Linked DNA regions of Homo sapiens: region 2 is linked to region 1. The links are chromatin loops, found by intact Hi-C in ENCODE. Cell type or tissue: CD4-positive, alpha-beta T cell. All regions are shown on one strand.

Evidence for each region. Peaks named below come from ENCODE experiments on the same cell type or tissue, not always from the same donor. Only the 100,000 strongest peaks of a DNase experiment are listed, where the experiment ranks them.
Region 2: it touches region 1 in a loop (3-fold over the local background); 83 of 110 quality-filtered maps call a loop at or near these places.

The regions. Positions count from the first base shown.
Region 1 is chr11:118,200,817-118,205,816 of GRCh38, forward strand. JAML (junction adhesion molecule like) reads right to left here. Exons shown (of 10, transcript NM_001098526.2): 6 at 2,612-2,849. Among named protein-coding and RNA genes, the nearest start is that of JAML, 22 kb to the right of the region's middle. In CD4-positive, alpha-beta T cell, no CTCF peak of the experiment used is centred here; DNase peaks (open chromatin) are centred at 235 and 1,945; H3K27ac peaks cover 2,215 bases.
Region 2 is chr11:118,340,153-118,345,152 of GRCh38, forward strand. CD3D (CD3 delta subunit of T-cell receptor complex) reads right to left here and starts at 2,553. Exons shown (of 5, transcript NM_000732.6): 1 at 2,401-2,553; 2 at 223-441. The coding sequence starts at 2,455. It overlaps CD3G (CD3 gamma subunit of T-cell receptor complex), which reads left to right and starts at 4,192. Exons shown (of 7, transcript NM_000073.3): 1 at 4,192-4,326. The coding sequence starts at 4,272. In CD4-positive, alpha-beta T cell, no CTCF peak of the experiment used is centred here; DNase peaks (open chromatin) are centred at 1,959, 2,569, 3,239, 4,169 and 1 weaker place; H3K4me3 peaks cover 5,000 bases; H3K27ac peaks cover 4,961 bases.

The DNA.
Region 1 (5,000 bases):
TAAGGTGGGTGGGAGAAGAGGCTAGCAGTTCACCTCTAGTAAAGTTTCCTTTCACATCAACAATTCTATTCTAAAATTTGGCTTAACAAGGACCCAGAAATAACAGGCATTTGAGAGGCTGCTGATCTTCCTTAGGGCAAGTGGTTGTCTTCAAAAGAACTCATGCCGCAAGACTCAGCCCCACAGTGACGATACCAAGTAAAGCCTCCGGAGGTACTTCTGCCCATATGGAACCTTCTACTCATCTGCATGGTTCTTTCTAAATACATAAAGCAAACACCTCCTCAGGGCCAGACAGCACTAGGTACAGGGGATTCAGAGATGAATGATGATGTGTGGTCCCTGCTTCCAAGGAAGAAGACAAACACGTCAACAGAAAACCACAGGCTGCTGTAGGCGCTACAACAGAAGTCTGTATGGGGAACAGAGGGGCACAGAAAAAAGGGTGTCCAATTCTATATGCAGCAAGTGAGAATTTGCCAGCAAAAGTTCTAAAGTTTAACCTAAGACTTACAGGAAACATCCAGTTTGTTGGGAAGACAATATGGAGAAGGACAGAGGGGATGTTCTGCATGAGATCTGGAGGCCTGACAGGATGATGATTTTAGAAACTAGAAAGAGTTCAACGGGTCTGGCACAAAAGTGGCATTTGTGGGTGTGCTGGAGAATTTCGCTGGAGAGATGACAGGGTCCAAGTCAGGAAGGACCTTGACTATCTCAACCAAGAATCTGGCATTTTTCTGCAGGCAATGAAAACAACATTGAAAGATTATTAGCAGTGGAAGAGAAAGTTCTTAATGTGATTTAGAAAGATGGCACCAAGAGCCGCGTGAAGAATGAGGAGCAGTGGCTGAGAGAGAAAGCAGAGACTGGTTAGAGGCCTACAGTTCAAGACAGAGATGAAGACAGCCAGAACTAAGGCGGCAGTGACAGACTGGAAGGAAGACAACTTCAAGAGTCTGTAGTAGGAGTCAAGGACTTGTTGACCTGACCTGTTAGATTAGGGGTCTAGGAAAGGGAAAGAATCAAGCACACCCCCAGGCATCTAGTTAGACAACTGAGGTTGGGGAGATGGGCTGAGGAGGGGTGTGCAGGGGTAGGTTAGACATGTTGCATATGAAGGATTTGTGGAAAACTTGTGTAGAGTTGACTAAGTATATCCATGGGTGTGTGTGGAACTGTGTCCAACATAGAGTGCATATAAATGCTACTGAAGGAGAGAAGGCTGAGGATGGATAATTGCAGTGCCATTGGTGATCTAAGCTGGAGTAGAGGTAGAATAAGCCAGAATGCAGTGCACTGAGGAGTTAATGGGAGATGAGACAGTAAGATACCAAACACAGACCTTTAGCAAGCTATTTGGCTATGTTGAGAAAGAAACACGTGATTGTGGTGGTGGTTGTTCAACTCTGAATGTACTAAAACCATTGAGCTGAACGCTTTAAATGGGCAAATTGTATGGTATGTGAATTGTATCTCAGGAAAACAATCTTAAGAAAAAGAAAGACACAGAATGGAGCTGAAGAAAAAAAGACATAGAATGGAGCTGGAGTAATTAAGTAGTAGAATTGAGCAAACGTATCCATTGAATGGTAGAAACCAACAGAAAGTGAGCTCAAAGAGCCATGTTGTAAGGTTCCTGAGAAGGATACCACCTGGGCACAGGGGGCCAGATAAGCCCAGAGCAGAAGGGACCTTCCTCTGCCTCAGGATGGCAGGGCAGAGATAAGAATGGGGGAGACATAGATATGTTTGTGGGTGGAGAAGCTGCATGAGCCCCCATAATGGCTCGATTTTCTCTGTGAATTGGACTTCTGAGAAGGAAGCACACAGACCTGCCGTGCTCCCCTCTCCAGCTGGAGACAAGGTGCCTCCACAGACTTAGGTCTCTGGCCTGAGGTATGAGGTATGTTCCATCCTCACCCCATCTTCCCCACCCCCAGCCAACCACAGCCAACTCCTGAAGGCCCTAGCGACAGGCAAAGTCCACAGGCCACATCCTGATTGCTAACTGGGTTATGGTTTAACTTTAACCCCTCACTTATCAACCTCTCTCTGTCAACACAATCAAGTCTTTCCTCTCCTACACAGCACTGGCCTTGATGCACACTGTTTGCCAGAATCCAGAACCTCTGATCAGAAAACCCTCCATTTTTGGTTCTGGTGCCTGCATGTTCCTCTCTGTTCCTGGCTGTCTCTCACTAGCTTAGGATCATTTCCCGCTCCACTCTAACACATACAGCACCTCCCTTGAAACCAAGTATGCTGACTTTGGACATCAACTCCGATCCTTCCCTGAGCTTCTGTATCTTTACATCAGTAGATGACCCTGGCAATGAGTGGGGTCTGGCAGAGGATTGGTATTCACTAAATTAGCTCCCCTCCCCTTGGCCTAGCAGCAGGGCCAGAACTAGGGTGAGGCAAGCCAGGCACCTGAGGAGCCACCTCTAAGGAGGCATCATTCTCAGGGTTGTGCAAGGCCAGAGTCAGCACCTGAGAGGGATGCCTCCTTCAATTTTGCATCCTAGGAACCTCTCCGGCCTCACTCTAGTCCTGGCGCCATGCACCAGCCAGGAGGTCCCTCAATGCTCCCCAGCCAAATGTTAGATACTTCGAGGCTCTTCCGGGCTGACATGCAGCACAATGGTTTTCTTGAACACCAGGTTCCCTAGGTGGATACTGCAGGTGTAGTTTCCTCCATCTGACTCCCTCACTCCTTGAAGCATGATGGAACCGTCATTGCGGAAAATGTCCCCCACCAGGTTCACACGATTCTGGAAGTGGCCCCAGCTCTGGGAGTACTCCACAGACATCCTGAGTTTGTGGTAGTAACGAAATACAATCTCCTCCTAGAAGTGAAAGACAAAAAGTATGATATTGTGAGGACTGGAGTGGAGCGGGGAGCAGAGAAAATGGGGGAGGGAAGATCTCAGGACTCCAAGGCCCTGCTAGGTGAAGGCAGTAAGGGTATTATCAGAAAGCATTAAATAACACAAAGTCATGTACACACACATGTGCATGCGTGTGTACTTGTGAAGGACATCACAAAACCATGAACAGTTTTTCCATCTGAATGGAGGGATAAGAAAAGGAGGACTTTCATTTTGTGCACCTTTCCAATAAAAAAAAAGCAAAAGTATACTTTTATTCTTGATGACATTTCTAGTTGGATTTCCAATAGGAACCTGAAACATGTCTAAAACTGAACTCTTCATCTTTCCCCCAAACCAGTTCTTTCCAGTCCATCCCATTTTGGTACATGGCAATGCTTTCCTCCAGATACTCAGGCTAAAAATCCTGGAGTCATCCTTAATTTCTGTCTTTCTGGAACAAATCACATTGAATCCCTCAGCAAATCCTATCACCTCTACCTTCAAAATATATCCCCAATCCAGCCAGTCCTCACCTCCTCCACTGATACCATTCTGGTCCAGCTCATCTCTCACCTAGATTCCTGCAACAGCTTTCTTACTTGTCTCCCTGCTTATTCTCTATGACAATCTATTTTCAGCAGATGAGCCTTTAAAAATGTAAGTTAAATCATGTTACTCCTGTGCTCAAAACCCTTCATGGCCCCCACTCCCATTTCTACTAAAATGCAAGGCCCTGCATGACCCAGCCCATCTCCCTTTACCTCTGACTTCAACTTCTACTTGCTCTTCCCTCACCTACTTGGGTCACTGCGCTCCAGCCACATGGACCTCTTGGCTGCTCCTTGCATACTGGCTGCAAGGCCTTTGCACTTGCTACTGTCTATGACTGCAAGAACACTCTTCCCCCTACACATATGCAGGGTTCACTCCCTCTCCTCAAATGTCATCTCAGTGAGGGCTCCCCAAGCACCCACATAACAAAAACCACAAAGTCCTGCTTTATTGTTCCCCGTAGGCTCTTACTATTGCCTGATGTATTATATACGTCTTTATTATTTTACATGTATCTCCTCCATCTTGGTTGTAAGTTTCCCATCAGGACTGGGGCTTTAAGTATTCTTCATATAGCAGATTCTTTAAAAATAACTTGTTAAATGAATATTGGCATTAAAAAAAGCCATGTAGATTGCTTTTTTAAAGCTTTTAAGAAAAGTTAATGGGTGTGTAGACACAAACATGAATGAAGTGACCTGGCCCCTAACATTTTGTCTCTCGTGATTCAAATTCACAACCTCAAAATGTCAATTCTCATCCTATTTTCTCCTGTGAATCACTCAATGGATGACATTTAAATGTATGGCAAGCTCTCAGAGGTGAACCTGGGACCAGATGTAATTCCCCATACTCCATCATGATGTCACCCACTGTGACCCACTCAGATAGCATAGAGGAATCAAGTGCAAATGACTTTGTTAGAGAGATGACCTGGAATATGTTTTAATTTATAAAAGTTAGTCTTTACTAAATTTTGCAACTTAACTTTTATTAATAACAAGTTACTTGGGATATCCCCACAACACATGTTGACCCATAAATATACGACCACATCATGGTTGAGAGCTACTGGTCTAAAGAATAAACTTGCTTCTTCCTGCTTTATAGAGTTCCCGTAAAATACCCTTCACCCTGGCCCCCAGGATCAATCAATCCCAACACGTGAAGTACCCATGAAAATTCCCTCCATCACATAAATGGGGCAATGGGGCACAGATGAAAACTCACAGAACTAACCCCAGTAAGAATAAAAGTGTAATCACTTTAATGTCTAGCCCATTGCTTTCTTGGCTGGGCCACAAAAATCATCTCCCTCATTCTCCCATGGACTCTATACGAAGGAAAAGGGAGAAAGAAGGAAACTAAAATGCAGGGGCCAAGTCTTATACAAAATGCTTTACATGTACAATCTCATATCGGCATCCAAAAAGTTAAGCATCATCATCATCTTCTTGTTCTTGTTCTTCATTGGAGTTATCTTTCCCACCAGAAAGCTGAAATTGCTAGGAGAAGGTCCAGTTCTGATAAGCACCAAAGCCCAGGCTCTTGCAACACCTCCTCATGTGCCTGATT
Region 2 (5,000 bases), 140 kb after region 1:
CACCCAACCAAGGCTGCAGTAACATGACCCCTACTGCTCTGTCTTGCTGAGTTAAGCTCTCTCTTCCACTTTGAAGGTCCCCAAATCTGGCTTGTACCATTACAATAGTGACCTCACTTTGTTTAGAGAACAGATGGGTTCACCATATCCCTCTCTAGCCAGAAAGTTCTCACATCCAGAAGCCCTATCCATTCCAACCCAAAGGGTTCAGGAAGCACGTACTTCGATAATGAACTTGCACGGTAGATTCTTTGTCCTTGTATATATCTGTCCCATTACACCTATATATTCCTCGTGGGTCCAGGATGCGTTTTCCCAGGTCCAGTCTTGTAATGTCTGAGAGCAGTGTTCCCACCGTTCCCTCTACCCATGTGATGCTGGTATTGCAATTCACAAACACTCTGTCCTCAAGTTCCTCTATAGGTATCTTGAAGGGGCTCACTAAAGGGGAAAAAATATCACAGTTGGAGACAGCTCTTTGATCTGCACCAAGCCCTTTGTTCTGCGGAAGCTCATACTTAACAGAGACCATTTTCCTGGTCCAGGACAGTTTATGGCTTCCATCAAGAGAGACAGAAGTCACAAGAAAAAGCCTTCAGAAAGTTCCCCACCAACTGCAGGGGTCAAGGGGGACATGAGGATGCCATTCAAGCAGAGGACAGGTCTTGGGGCCTTGGTGCAAAAGAGGACCCCTCAGAGCAGGATTGACCCAAGCACCTTCCTGGAAATGAATCCAGACCACTGATGAGGAGTAGGGGGAGCACGGACCACTGAAGCACCTGGAAGATGTGGAAAGACAGAAGAACATTCCTCGATTGGAAATGTCTGCATTTTTTCTTCAAGGAAACATCTAATTCCACTTCCCAGCCATCTACAACACTCCCACTTCAGCTTCTTATCCTCATCCTTCCTCATTGCCCCTGCTCCATTGACAACCAAGAAAGCGGGGCTCTCAACACTGAAGCCTTTCCCAGGGCCAGGGATGGCTGTGGGTGGAGACCAGCTGGTTTACCAGCCCCTGAATTATCAGCCAAGTGGTCCAGAACGGGACCAGGGCAAATCCCATGTACAGTTTTCCACCCTTGGTTAGAAGGAGGAGAACAGGAAAAAAATTTTATTGAATCCATCCCTAGAGCTCCTCACAAGTCAAGTCTTGTGGGAGACTTTTAGGGCTGGAGGTGAGTGCAGCAACATTCCAGATGCAGTGAGTTCCTCTGACAGCCTGAGCACATCTCCACAGGCCACAGAGGCACTACAGTCTATGCCTCCAAACACAGGGAAAAGTGGAGGCTACATTCATTCATCCTGGGCTTCACACTAAGTCCCAAATTTGGATACAAGAGCATCTTCTAGAAAACCCTGAAACAGCTGTTGCTCACACTTCTGAAGCAGGTTGGAAGTATATGCATGTATCCTCAGGGAGACACATGCACATCAAATGCTTCACGTCCTACAGTCGCGTCCTCTTCAGGGATCTGTCTCCAGTGGAAATCCTGAGTGCCCTAGTGCAGCCAACTATTAGGTGACCATTGGACCCAGTTTGCTTAGTGTTGAAGGGGTTCCTCGGACATGGGACTTTCCATTTTAAAACTGAAATTGGCAAACTGAGATGAGTTAAAATCCTACCATGTAACAACCCCTCAAATCTTCCCTCCGTCCTGCTCAACCTAAAGTTAACTTCTCTTAAAGCATTCACATAAGTGCTAGGACATGCCTCCAGGGATGACATAATCATGGCCAAACAAACAAGAGTCCTGATTCCAGAGGCCATCAGGCCTAAAAGGAGTAGTGCAGGAAGCTGTGCTCCCATGGCCAGTCCCAGATTCAGGTACATACGTACTGAGCTATTTTCTGCAGATCTCTGGCCTAAGGCCTTCTGAGAGACATTCTAGGCCCACATGCACCCATGGCTGGAGTCAGTCAAAGCCAAGAGCCTGTTTCCCAGACTCTATGCTACATCCTGCCCCTGCCCTCCTGACACCCCTGGGGTGCCTGGTGAACTGAAGCTAGCACCGAGAAGCACTTTTTTTTTTTTTTGAGATAAGGTCTCACAGGTTGCCTAGGTTGGAGGGCAGTGGCATGATCACAGCTCACTGAAGCCTTGAAATCCCGGGCTCAAGTGACCCTCCTGCCTCAGCCTCTCAAATAGCTGGGACTACAGTTGTGCACCACCATGCCTGGCTAATTCTTTTGTTTTTTGTAAAGATAGAGTCTCATCATGTTGCTCAGACTGGTCTCAAACTCCTGGCCTCAAAGGATCCTCCCACTTCGGCCTCCCAAAGCTCTGGGATTACTGGTGTGAGCCACCGTGCCTGGCAAGAAACACTTTCAAGTGGGCCTCACTCCCATCAGTAATGTCCCTCTCAGGTCCCTTCCCCCACCCACCTGGAGTAGCCTTACCTTGCGAGAGAAGGGTAGCCAGTACCAGGCCAGAGAGAAACGTGCTATGTTCCATCTCCCAGCGGAACTCATCCAGTAGATAAAGCCAGGTCACCGAACTATCAGCCTGGGTGAGAGCTGCCCTCCCCTAGCTGACTCACAGGTACCGGAAAGAGGAGAGTGGGGGAGGAACTAGAAGATGTCTGCTTCTCTGCTTTCTGCCGTTGATGGTGGGAAATTTTCAGAGTGGGGGTGGGCTAGGGGTAGGGTAGGAAGGAAGCGGTGTAAATTGCTCTATCTCTGAGCAGGGAGCTGGCAGAGAATATGGAAAAGGTGGCCTGAACTTTAGCGTCCCTATTGACAATGCAACCACATTTACACACAACCTAAACACTGCCACATCTCGAAGCCCCTTGAGAGAAGCCGTCGGCCCCATAGCGCAAGCCGTAGCAGCTAGATTTCTCATGGAGGCTGATCTTTCTCAGGACCCTTCACTAGGCAGCCAGGGACACCAGATCTAGCAGCTTCTTGTCAGTGGGAGGTTGGGCTTTAGAGACCCCAGCCAGAGATTTGAATCCTGGGTCCAATACTGCCTACCTGTGGGGCCTGGGCCAGCCATAAAATTTTTCAGAGTCTTATTCCATTAGTACCATTATTAGGATTCAAACAAGATATTTGCATGGTGCCTCACGCATCATATGTGCTCATTAAGGGGTAGTTATTAATAATAATATAATTGACTGACAGGCAATATTGAGCCTCCCGGTGAGACAAATGGACCTTTTTCCCCTGTGGCCTACGAGGATCTGAAACTCTTCACGCTGCTGCAGTTAGACTGTCACTTACCTGGGGACAGAGTCATGCCTGTCTTGCTCACTGCTGTATCTTGTGCCTGGCACATAACGGGAGCTCTGCACATTTTTGTTGGCTCACTGACTGACTGGCTGAGGGAGATAGGGGCCTGAGATCCTGGACATTCAGTCCGGGCTCTGGCCCCTGAAAATGTGCTGGCCTGTCCTCGGAATTGTTCCACCTATTGCCTTCCAGGCGCCTCTTTCATGATCTCAAAAGAATAGTGAAACCAGGTGCCGTGTCTCACGCCTGTAATCCCAACACTTTGGGAGGCTGAGGCAGGTGGATCACAAGGTCAGGAGTTCGAGACCAGCCTGACCAACAAGGTGAAACCCCGTCTCTACTAAAAATACAAAAATTAGCCGGGCTTGCTGGCACGCACCTGTAATCTCAGCTACTCAGGAGGCTGAGGCAGGAGAATCGCTTGAACCCCGGAGGTGGAGGTTGCAGTGAGCTGAGATAGCGCCACTGCACTCCAGCCTGGGCAACAAAGTGAGACTCTGTCTCAAAAAAGAAAAAGAAAAAAAAAGTGAAAAAAATTCCTGAATGAAGGCCTGGACTGAGGTGGCTTTCCATTTGGAGGTCCAGCCCCAAGCATCTGAGAGTCCCTCCTAAATTCATTACCTACAGCAACAACAACTAGCAACAAGTAACAACTGGCTACGATCCTAACAACTAATGACAGGGACATTTATCTCCCTCATGAAGAAACGGTCCCAGGACCATCTCCCACCCAGCATCCATTGCGGTTCCCTGTGCAAGATGAGTCTCTGAGTGGGAATCCAGCACTCTCTCCCTCTTCTTCCCCACCACCTTCACCCTCCTTAACGGAAAAACAAAAGGCATCTGCACCTGCAGCCCTGCTGAGGCCCCTGCTGCTCACACTTGCAGCAGAGGGTGGAGGCTCTGGGTTCTTGCCTTCTCTCAAAGGCCCCAGCCCCAACAGTGATGGGTGGAGCCAGTCTAGCTGCTGCACAGGCTGGCTGGCTGGCTGGCTGCTAAGGGCTGCTCCACGCTTTTGCCGGAGGACAGAGACTGACATGGAACAGGGGAAGGGCCTGGCTGTCCTCATCCTGGCTATCATTCTTCTTCAAGGTAAGGGCCTACTAGGGGTCTGGAAGCCTGGGGAAGGGCTCAAGGGAAGAGCCCATCACTAGTGAGACAGGAATATTGGTATCCCTAACCTTCAGCCTACCTCTGCTGTCACCTTAGAGTTCAAAGAAGGGCAAAATGGAGGCTCTTAACTGTTCTCTGCTAGAGAGAAACAGTGTCCCATGGAGGAGAAGGAATCCTTGTCTCTGAAAAATGCAAACAGAGTACTTAAATGGCTGAAGAGAGGACCCTGTTACCGCCATCTTAGATTTGAATGCAGCCCAAAAGGGCATAGGCCAAGAAACTAAAAGGAAAAAGTATATGTTCCCTACTTCAGAGCTGGGGGCTAGCAGTCGACCTAGGAAATGTCCATTCACTCAGTTGGGCAGTTGGCCAATTGGTCAACAAAGATGGGTGAGACCCTAATATGTGATATGCCATGAGGAAATAAAAATGAATAAAACACTTATGCTCTACAGAACTCATAGTCTCATTGGAGAGATTAGTTTTCATGGTGCCAGACTGAGTGTACAGTATAGTATGGGTGCCTGCATGAATACTCCATTGGACTATCCAATAGGAAGTGGATGAACTGGGTTGATGCCTGGAGTCTGGACATCCTGGGAAAGTTAAAACCATGGAATTTGCTGAAGTCACACAAGTACTATGTGAGGAAG